Regions from separate parts of the Homo sapiens genome. Here region 1 is linked to region 2. Evidence: read pairs that join two places in POLR2A ChIA-PET (ENCODE). Cell type or tissue: Panc1. All regions are shown on one strand. Links, peaks and the distances in the headings refer to the core of each region. The heading gives the core; the rest is flanking DNA. Region 1 holds the start of NKX2-5 (NK2 homeobox 5). Region 2 overlaps STC2 (stanniocalcin 2).

What was found. ChIA-PET counts read pairs that join two places held together with the same protein. Peaks named below come from ENCODE experiments on the same cell type or tissue, not always from the same donor. Only the 100,000 strongest peaks of a DNase experiment are listed, where the experiment ranks them.
Region 1: POLR2A ChIA-PET joins it to region 2 with 7 read pairs; 4 of 35 experiments call an interaction of 5 or more read pairs at or near these places.

Annotation. Positions count from the first base shown.
Region 1 is chr5:173,234,678-173,240,044 of GRCh38, reverse strand. NKX2-5 (NK2 homeobox 5) reads left to right here and starts at 4,839. Exons shown (of 2, transcript NM_004387.4): 1 at 4,839-5,295. The coding sequence starts at 4,962. RefSeq lists an enhancer at 770-1,343. In Panc1, for the core only: no CTCF peak of the experiment used is centred there; no DNase peak of the experiment used is centred there; H3K4me3 peaks cover 1,342 bases; H3K27me3 peaks cover 1,331 bases.
Region 2 is chr5:173,313,831-173,319,147 of GRCh38, reverse strand. It overlaps STC2 (stanniocalcin 2), which reads left to right. Exons shown (of 4, transcript NM_003714.3): 4 at 899-4,425. The coding sequence ends at 1,301. Among named protein-coding and RNA genes, the nearest start is that of STC2, 12 kb to the left of the region's middle. RefSeq lists an enhancer at 1,092-2,291. In Panc1, for the core only: no CTCF peak of the experiment used is centred there; no DNase peak of the experiment used is centred there.

The sequences.
Region 1 (5,367 bases), core at 225-5,224, 79 kb after region 2:
TGAAGGATAGGGTTAATTATGGAGGAGGGGGAAGGGCCCTTTCAAGGACTCTAAAGCTTCAGACTGTAAGGTAGAAGTGGGCTGGAGGGGTATTCATAATAGACAAAATGTGGAAATAACCCAAATGTTTACCAAGTGATGAATGGACGAAGTGTGGCATAGACATACAATGGAATATTGTTCAGCCATTAAAAGGAACAAGATGCTGATACGTGCTACAGCATGGACGAACTTTGAAAACATTATGTTAAGTGAACGCTGCGAGACACAAACAGCCACATATTGTATGATTCCATTTGTATGAAATGTCCAGAACAGGCAAATCTATAGGGGCAGAAAATAGATTAGCAGTTGCCTAGGGCTGGGAAGGTAGGAGAGGGGATTGGAGTTGATGGCTAAAGACCACAAGTTTGTTTTTGGGGTGATAAAAATGTTCTAAAATTGTGGTGTTGGTTTCACAACTCTGTGGACATACTAAAAATCACTGAACTGTATACTTTAAATGGGTGGATTGTATGGTATGCGAATTATATCTCGATAAAGCTGTTATCAAAATAGGAGAGGGAAGGGAGAAGGGAAAGGAAAAGTGGGAGAGCGAGGGGAGGGGAAGGCGGAAGTGAAATGAACGCATGTTAAATTCCTCTCTCCCCCTCTCTTTCTCAAATGAACTTTATGCAGGAAATCTCCCTTGTCTATGAAGGTTGGGGAGACCTGGCATCTCAAATCCAACAGCCTGGTCCTCTCCCCTGGCTGCGGGGTGGGGGGTGATGGTGGGGGTCTTGCTCTTCCTCCAGTTGGTACGGTCTTGGGCGCAGCGACGTGTAATAAAAGAAAACAGTCTCAGCTGTGCAGTCAGCTGTGTGTTCGAATCCTAACACCCTGACACTGTCCTTTCCCATCTGTGTGACCCTGAGCAACTTACTCCACGTCTCTGAACCTCATTCTCCTCAGGCCTGCAGTCGGAATAAGAGGATCCGTGACGAGATCCGTGAGAGCGCCTGGCACACCCCGTGGGCACTGAACAAGCGTGGAAATGAGAAGGATTTGGTGCCAGCTGAGCCACCTGAATGAGGCGAGTCCCGAGGCAGGAAAAATCCGGTGCCGCGGAGGCCGCCTGGACTCTTCCGGAGCCAAGGGCGAGGTCGGCGGCCCTCAGAGTCGCCCCCCGCCCCCAACTCCCGGCCAGGAAGGAAGCCGGGCGGCGGAGGGGCCCAGCGCGGAGGCGGAGGCGGAGGCGGAGGCGGAGGCCGAGGCCGGGAGTCCGGCGCGCAGCCGGAGCTGCTCATCCATCAGCCGGACGAAGAGCAGAGTCGCGCTCTCGGCCCTCTGTTTGCTTTCTCGCCAATTATTGCAGCGCCGCAGCCCCTTTGTTGATACAGTAGTCCGAAAAAGTGCTAATGTTCATTTATCAGGGGGCCAGCCGGGGACTCCCACGAGTTGCGATTCTTCCCAAAATATAAACATGGGGCGAGCGTCCCAGACAGAAACTCCCATCTGTTTCCCCCGCGCGGGCCGAGAGCGAGGCGTTGTTGAAGATAAAGCCGCGGATAACGCCGCCTGTCTCCAATGGACGTCTCCCCAGCGCATTAATGACATTCCCGGTGATAGTTCCAGCTTATCTTTCAATTAATCATATATACCTTTTGCGACCAGCCCTGCTGATTGCACGAAAGGGGGGCCGGCTCCGGCTGCGCCGATCGCTTTTCAATTAATAATAATTTATTCACGGAGAATGCGCTCGAGCCACCCTGGAATTTGGATTATCTTAAAGCACCAACTCTTTAAAAGTCAAGGAAATACACAGATAGATTTTCGATCTCTTCTCTCTCCTTTTGTCTCTCTCTGCCTTTCTCTAGGCTGAAGGCTGTTTGTTTGTCCTGCTAGTTTGGTCAAAGTGCGGCGCAGAGAGGCGGCCAGGTTGGGTCAGCGGCCCTTGGGAAAAAAAGATGTGTCCCTGTTGGGGGCCAGAGAATCAAGTTTCCTCCCACCCAACCCCCAACTATTGCAATTTCTATTTAGATCTATTTAGAGGGATTTTTTTTTAACTCACTCGGAAACAGTGAGGACTGGAAAGAAAAGCTGCAAATGGCTCTCGGACTTTCCTCTAAGGAGACCAGCATGGGTCGCCCCAATTTCTATTTTGCACGTATTTGTCCGTTTTTGCCCCATCTCCTCTCTCCTGCAACACCAAGACCTTTTTGGAAGCCAAGAGAAATCATTACCCGATTCACAAAGAGCATAGAGAGTGTAACAGTCACTGATCTTGTTCAAATAGGGAGAGTTTTTTTTCCTTCCCTTTTTGTAACACCTGACCCACAGGACTGACAGTTCTAGGAAGCCCCCTTACCCGAAAATAGGAAATAAATCCTTGCCACCTTGATTTGCAAGGGCAATGCTAATTTTTTTCTTTCTCCAGAGCTCTCAAAAAAAAAAAAAAAAAAACCTTACTAAAAACAGGGATCCCGGATGTAGCCTCGATGTCCCCCATTAAACGGTAATATTTCAGGCGTCCGCTCACACTAATCTTTCAAACTGTCATCGCGAGCCGCCTGGCCAGCAGATTCACTTAACAGCGCTCCCAGGACCCTCGTTCCGAGCTCTTTTCAGCGAGACATTTAATTGAATCGGATGTGGCTCGTTTGCCAGACGTCACCGCCTCGGCGATAGGCATCCTCTCCAACGACACCCCCCCCCGCCCGCGCTCGAAAACAATCTTCAAAGGCAAGGCGGGCCCCCAAGCTAGGTTAATTTACAGCCATAACGGTAACGTGGCCAAAAGTCCAGGCGAGGAAGGGCCGCAAGGCCGCTGACATGCAGCTCCGTCCAAGGAGAATTTGGGTTGGGAGGTGAAGAGGTGGGGGGACGAGGTTTCCTGGGCCTTGAACGCCCCACATTTAAGAAAAGGCATCCTCCACAGACTAGACTAACAATTCCAGACCCCCAGTAGTCCCTGGCTCAGAAACTCGAGGCGTGATTTCGGCGTGGCAGCCCAGGCCTGTTACTGACGGCTGGCGCCTAGAAGCCGGGGTCAGGGCGTTGCGCGCCTCCTGGGCTGCCCTGCGGGGCTCACCTCTCTCCCCAGCATGGAGGCCCCAGGTCCTGGGAGTGTGGCTTTGATGAGGGACAGGAAAAGTCCCAACATCAGGCCAATGCTTGACTTCACTTGCGTCGGCGTCTCAGACGGCACACTGTCGGGTTTGAGCACCCAAGATGTACGTTCTGGACAGACACTATTTTGTCCCCATACATGGAGCGTTTCCTCCGCACCTTGGGCGCGCCTGCGGGAGCTGTGTCTTTAGGTAGTTTTTGGCCCTGCGCCGCCTTTATTCTACTCCAAGCGCCTCTTGCCAACCCGCACTCCGCAAAGAGCCAAGCCCTCCACATCCCCATTCTCAGCAAGTCCACGCGTCCCGCCCAGCTTCCCGCCCGCGGTTCCCTGTACCAGCTAGGGCCGTGAGAAGCCAACGCTTTTCCACTGACAAATCCTGTCATCCCCAGCTCTAGAAGGCGTCCTTAACCTGGGCCCGCTCTGCCTGCCCGGACTCCTGAATTGTAAGCAAAATAAAACTCCTCTCTGCAGTGTTCTGGGGAATGGAGAAGACCCCAAGCTTTCATCAGACCTCCCAAGGAGTGCGGGGACCCAGAGAAATGAGGCCACCCGGGCAGGATCTGGCCATGTAGCTGGCGCTCCTGAAACTCTGGCAGATTTGTCTGACTTCTGTGCCCTACTCTACTGACCCTGGGCTAAAAATGATCATGATCACCCCACTTGCCCTGCCCTTCCCCCACGCGCCTGACCGAGCCGCAGGGGTGCCCCACTGGAAGTCCGGCCCAGAGGCCTCAGAGAAATCCTGGCCTAGCTGGGCTCAGAGGAGCCCCGCCTCCCTGAGAGCTAAACCTGGGCTAGGACCCTGAAACCTCGAGGTTGGCAGAAGCCTGAGGGCCTTGCTGCCAGGCAGGGAGGGCACGGGAAGGAGGGAGGTGGGATCGATGGCCTCCAAACAGGGGAAACAAGGTGGCTGGTAGCTGGGGCACTCCACAAGACAGGTGTCTCCTGGGAAGCTGAGCTTACCAGCTGGGATTCCTGATTTATTTCATTATTAAGGGGAGAGGCATTTCCCTGGGAGGGTACTGGCAGTGACTGATGCCCCCTGGAGTTGTGCTGTGCATAACACTACTGTAGGAGGCAGCAACTCCTACCCCACCTGGCCATCACTCACCTTGCCCTTACTTTCGTTGACTCGCCCAGAAGCACCCAGAGCCTGCGGCATGACTGACCCTGTAGGCCAAGCCAAACCAAACCCCCGAATTGTCCAGAATCTCGCCCTGCTGCTATCCCCAAAGCCAGCCCTGTCCTCCAGGCTTCTCTTCCTATTCAGACTCTCCCTCATCCCACCACCTTCAGTAATAAAGCCTTCCTCAAATCACTCTCCTCCCCACCGCTTCCCACCCCATCCTTCTCTCTCCCATGCTGGTTTGGGTGCTGAGGAATATTTCTTCAAACCCACACCCATCCAGCCCTGCCCAGAGGCCTGACTCTGCATGCCTCTGGTAGGCTTTTCAGGCTCACATTAGGGAGCAAACGCAGGCTGCAGGAGCAAAAGGAGACCCTTCCAAATGCGTCGTGGCCCCTTTAAAAAAGCTGGGCAGGGCTTTTTTTTTTTTTTTTTTTTTTTTTTTTTTTTTTTTTTTTTGCCGTATGACTATATTAGGTGACACGAAACTGCTCATCGCTCCTGTCATCGAGGCCCCTGGCCCAATGGCAGGCTGAGTCCCCCTCCTCTGGCCTGGTCCCGCCTCTCCTGCCCCTTGTGCTCAGCGCTACCTGCTGCCCGGACACATCCAGAGCTGGCCGACGGGTGCGCGGGCGGGCGGCGGCACCATGCAGGGAAGCTGCCAGGGGCCGTGGGCAGCGCCGCTTTCTGCCGCCCACCTGGCGCTGTGAGACTGGCGCTGCCACCATGTTCCCCAGCCCTGCTCTCACGCCCACGCCCTTCTCAGTCAAAGACATCCTAAACCTGGAACAGCAGCAGCGCAGCCTGGCTGCCGCCGGAGAGCTCTCTGCCCGCCTGGAGGCGACCCTGGCGCCCTCCTCCTGCATGCTGGCCGCCTTCAAGCCAGAGGCCTACGCTGGGCCCGAGGCGGCTGCGCCGGGCCTCCCAGAGCTGCGCGCAGAGCTGGGCCGCGCGCCTTCACCGGCCAAGTGTGCGTCTGCCTTTCCCGCCGCCCCCGCCTTCTATCCACGTGCCTACAGCGACCCCGACCCAGCCAAGGACCCTAGAGCCGAAAAGAAAGGTGAGGAGGAAACACAGGCCCCCTTCTCCCCTCCTGGGTCGCTTTCGTCCCCAAGAAACTCAGGGCCAGGAG
Region 2 (5,317 bases), core at 1-5,000:
AGACAACCGGAATGGCCTGAGGAACTGGCTCTGCCCTCCAGAACTAGGCGAGTTCATTGCACAGTGAGCTGTCTCTCAGTCCAGACACAGGGGCCCCTGACCGCCAGCCTTCAACTCCAAATCTAAGGAAGCCCAGACTGAAAGAATAAAGATGCTCAGATGGCCACACCTACTCCCCAGCCTCTGCTACTGAGAAAGGGAATCACTGCATGCACGGGCAATGACGTCCCAGGGACATGGTCTTCCTCCCTCCCACTTCAGCTCTTCCATACTCCTCCAGATGCAGAGGAAATGCATCCAATAACTTCCAAAAACACCCTTCTTCATCAGAAGCCTAAACCCGGGGCAAACACAAACATGGGGAAAATGGTTTCTTGGGGGCTTCTCATAGAGGGCACGTGGTCCTAAACCTTCATGGTTTCCTCTTCCCTACCAAAAAGAATCCTCTGTTTGGAAGTCTATGTAAGGCCCTGCACCATTTGCCTAATTATGATTCCACTGGACCCCAGAGCCATCTCCACTCTAGCTGAAACTCACCTAGTTAGTGTAGCCTAAAGGCACCCAGAGCTCTCCTGCCATTATTCACGCAGCCACCTGGATTTCTCACCATCCCCAGAGGGTCTTCCTTTTAGGGTCCTAAGCTCTTACCCTATGCACCTGTGAGCCTGGGACACAGTGGCCACCCAATAAGTGTTGGTTGAGGCCAGTACTCCATAGACTATGAGAAAAGGCTTGAAGTCATTTGAGAGAGATCTTCCACCGAACCCAAGACAAGCACTGGCCATGCCTCCTTCCCAGCATTGCCCCTGCCCTCTGTGGTCCATTCGGGACTTGCTCCATTCCCAGCCTCTCTCTCTCTCTCTCTCTCTCTCTCTCTCTCTTTGCTTTCAATCTTTAGACCCTACGTGGACCTCGTGAACTTGCTGCTGACCTGTGGGGAGGAGGTGAAGGAGGCCATCACCCACAGCGTGCAGGTTCAGTGTGAGCAGAACTGGGGAAGCCTGTGCTCCATCTTGAGCTTCTGCACCTCGGCCATCCAGAAGCCTCCCACGGCGCCCCCCGAGCGCCAGCCCCAGGTGGACAGAACCAAGCTCTCCAGGGCCCACCACGGGGAAGCAGGACATCACCTCCCAGAGCCCAGCAGTAGGGAGACTGGCCGAGGTGCCAAGGGTGAGCGAGGTAGCAAGAGCCACCCAAACGCCCATGCCCGAGGCAGAGTCGGGGGCCTTGGGGCTCAGGGACCTTCCGGAAGCAGCGAGTGGGAAGACGAACAGTCTGAGTATTCTGATATCCGGAGGTGAAATGAAAGGCCTGGCCACGAAATCTTTCCTCCACGCCGTCCATTTTCTTATCTATGGACATTCCAAAACATTTACCATTAGAGAGGGGGGATGTCACACGCAGGATTCTGTGGGGACTGTGGACTTCATCGAGGTGTGTGTTCGCGGAACGGACAGGTGAGATGGAGACCCCTGGGGCCGTGGGGTCTCAGGGGTGCCTGGTGAATTCTGCACTTACACGTACTCAAGGGAGCGCGCCCGCGTTATCCTCGTACCTTTGTCTTCTTTCCATCTGTGGAGTCAGTGGGTGTCGGCCGCTCTGTTGTGGGGGAGGTGAACCAGGGAGGGGCAGGGCAAGGCAGGGCCCCCAGAGCTGGGCCACACAGTGGGTGCTGGGCCTCGCCCCGAAGCTTCTGGTGCAGCAGCCTCTGGTGCTGTCTCCGCGGAAGTCAGGGCGGCTGGATTCCAGGACAGGAGTGAATGTAAAAATAAATATCGCTTAGAATGCAGGAGAAGGGTGGAGAGGAGGCAGGGGCCGAGGGGGTGCTTGGTGCCAAACTGAAATTCAGTTTCTTGTGTGGGGCCTTGCGGTTCAGAGCTCTTGGCGAGGGTGGAGGGAGGAGTGTCATTTCTATGTGTAATTTCTGAGCCATTGTACTGTCTGGGCTGGGGGGGACACTGTCCAAGGGAGTGGCCCCTATGAGTTTATATTTTAACCACTGCTTCAAATCTCGATTTCACTTTTTTTATTTATCCAGTTATATCTACATATCTGTCATCTAAATAAATGGCTTTCAAACAAAGCAACTGGGTCATTAAAACCAGCTCAAAGGGGGTTTAAAAAAAAAAAACCAGCCCATCCTTTGAGGCTGATTTTTCTTTTTTTTAAGTTCTATTTTAAAAGCTATCAAACAGCGACATAGCCATACATCTGACTGCCTGACATGGACTCCTGCCCACTTGGGGGAAACCTTATACCCAGAGGAAAATACACACCTGGGGAGTACATTTGACAAATTTCCCTTAGGATTTCGTTATCTCACCTTGACCCTCAGCCAAGATTGGTAAAGCTGCGTCCTGGCGATTCCAGGAGACCCAGCTGGAAACCTGGCTTCTCCATGTGAGGGGATGGGAAAGGAAAGAAGAGAATGAAGACTACTTAGTAATTCCCATCAGGAAATGCTGACCTTTTACATAAAATCAAGGAGACTGCTGAAAATCTCTAAGGGACAGGATTTTCCAGATCCTAATTGGAAATTTAGCAATAAGGAGAGGAGTCCAAGGGGACAAATAAAGGCAGAGAGAAGAGACAGAACTAAAAATACGAGGAAAGGAGAGTGAGGATTTTCATTAAAAGTCTCAGCAGTGGGTTTCTTGGGTTATTTAAAACATCACCTAAATAGGCCTTTTCTTCCTAATTGGCCATCAAATTAAAGCCTATCCTTTCTCAAGCAGGAGCTGGTATTGTAGGGAGTGGCCGGGTATTCTGGGCTGGGCTCTTCTGGAGTAGGGGGTCAGCAAACATTGTCTGCAAAGGGCCAGATACTGAATCCAGTACTTTCAGTTTGGCGAGCCGTGAGGTCTCTGTCGAAACTACTCAACTCTGCCGTCCTAGCACAAAAGCAGCCATAGACAACACACAAACGAGAGGGCTTGGCTCCCTTCCAGGAAGATTTATTTAACAGGCTCCCAGCTGAATTTCACTCACAGGACACAGTTTACTGATCTCTGTTCTAGTGAGTGGGTCAAAAAGCATATGCATCCTTATCCGTCAACTCATCAGCTCTTCCTCAAGGCAACCTGAGGCCAGACACCAAGAAACCAAGCGTATCTGCTCTAAAATGACTTGTTCCTGGGGAATGCCTTCAACCAAAACACAGCTAGTATTTCTATGCCCCAAATCCAATCCCAGTCTTTCATGATCCATGCCGGCGGTTGGGTGGGGAGGGGAATCATTGGTTGGGGGAAGGGAGGAAACCCCACCTCCAGCCCCCGCCACCGGGCTCCCTGGGCACCCAGCAAGATCTGGGGCTGCAGAGAACAGAAGAGCTGGTGCACTTAATCCAGCTCTGCCCTTGGGGGGAGGAGGACCTGTGTGTCAGGCTCTGCCATGGGAACGAGTGTAAACCGTGGCTGTCTCCTGCAGTGAGCCACCGCGGCAGGCACGTTGACTGTTTTACTGACATCACTCAAAAGCTAAAGCAATAACATTCTCCTGCGTTGCTGAGTCAGCTGTTCATTTGTCCGCCAGCTCCTGGACTGGATGTGTGAAAGGCATCACATTTCCATTTTCCTCCGTGTAAATGTTTTATGTGTTCGCCTACTGATCCCATTCGTTGCTTCTATTGTAAATATTTGTCATTTGTATTTATTATCTCTGTGTTTTCCCCCTAAGGCATAAAATGGTTTACTGTGTTCATTTGAACCCATTTACTGATCTCTGTTGTATATTTTTCATGCCACTGCTTTGTTTTCTCCTCAGAAGTCGGGTAGATAGCATTTCTATCCCATCCCTCACGTTATTGGAAGCATGCAACAGTATTTATTGCTCAGGGTCTTCTGCTTAAAACTGAGGAAGGTCCACATTCCTGCAAGCATTGATTGAGACATTTGCACAATCTAAAATGTAAGCAAAGTAGTCATTAAAAATACACCCTCTACTTGGGCTTTATACTGCATACAAATTTACTCATGAGCCTTCCTTTGAGGAAGGATGTGGATCTCCAAATAAAGATTTAGTGTTTATTTTGAGCTCTGCATCTTAACAAGATGATCTGAACACCTCTCCTTTGTATCAATAAATAGCCCTGTTATTCTGAAGTGAGAGGACCAAGTATAGTAAAATGCTGACATCTAAAACTAAATAAATAGAAAACACCAGGCCAGAACTATAGTCATACTCACACAAAGGGAGAAATTTAAACTCGAACCAAGCAAAAGGCTTCACGGAAATAGCATGGAAAAACAATGCTTCCAGTGGCCACTTCCTAAGGAGGAACAACCCCGTCTGATCTCAGAATTGGCACCACGTGAGCTTGCTAAGTGATAATATCTGTTTCTACTACGGATTTAGGCAACAGGACCTGTACATTGTCACATTGCATTATTTTTCTTCAAGCGTTAATAAAAGTTTTAAATAAATGGCTTCCACTTGAGTAGCGTCATTGTCTGAGAGGGTCATTGATGTCCGGTGCACAGGGGGACAGCTGTGAGCAAGTGGGCTTTTACGTCAAGAGAATCCTATGCTTCTGTGGATGTTCAGCCTACAGGGAAGGAAGTTAGATGAAGAGGACTACCCTAGGCTTCTCCGTCAGAGGGACCCTGTCCAAGCCCCTGCCTGAGTCACCCAGACAAGGAGGAGAATAAATTTCATGCAGTTGGCCTGGAAGTGCCACCCCCACACCCCATTAGGCAGGTCCTTAAGGCTCACTCTGGTCTCACCTTTGAGTCTCCCCTGTGAGTCTCCCCTGTGGCTTGGCCACCCCTTCTCTCAGACTGAGCCTGCAGCAGACACCACCAGCTTAACAGCTGAGTGGCCTGGCATATAGAGGGAAGCCCACTGCCTCCTCCCCAGCTCTTGCTCACGACAGCAGAACAGAGCTGGAGCCCCTGGTTTACGTGATCTGTGCCACTGTTGGTGTACCTACTATGTTCCAGGCACCACAGTAGGCATTTTGCATGCATTATTTCATCCTCATTACATCCCACAAATAATAGGTATTATCCTCATTCTACAGGTGAAGAAACTGAGGTACAGACTTGTCCCAAACTGTGTGGCTAGTGAGTGGGGTGGGGTCTGAACTCAAACTCAGATCAGGACTCCTAAGCCCACACACCTTCCCCTACTTCAGGCCTAGAATCTCCACTTTAAATTTATTTTTAAGTTAAACCAATCAGTGTTATGCCTATTTTACACGAGGCTTGGGGAAAGAATAATTATACTCTTACATTTATAGTTCCAGGCCTCCAAGGAGTTCTGCTTCAAAATGGAAAGGAAAGTTAATGCTCTCACCTTTACTCTCTGCAAAGACTCAAAT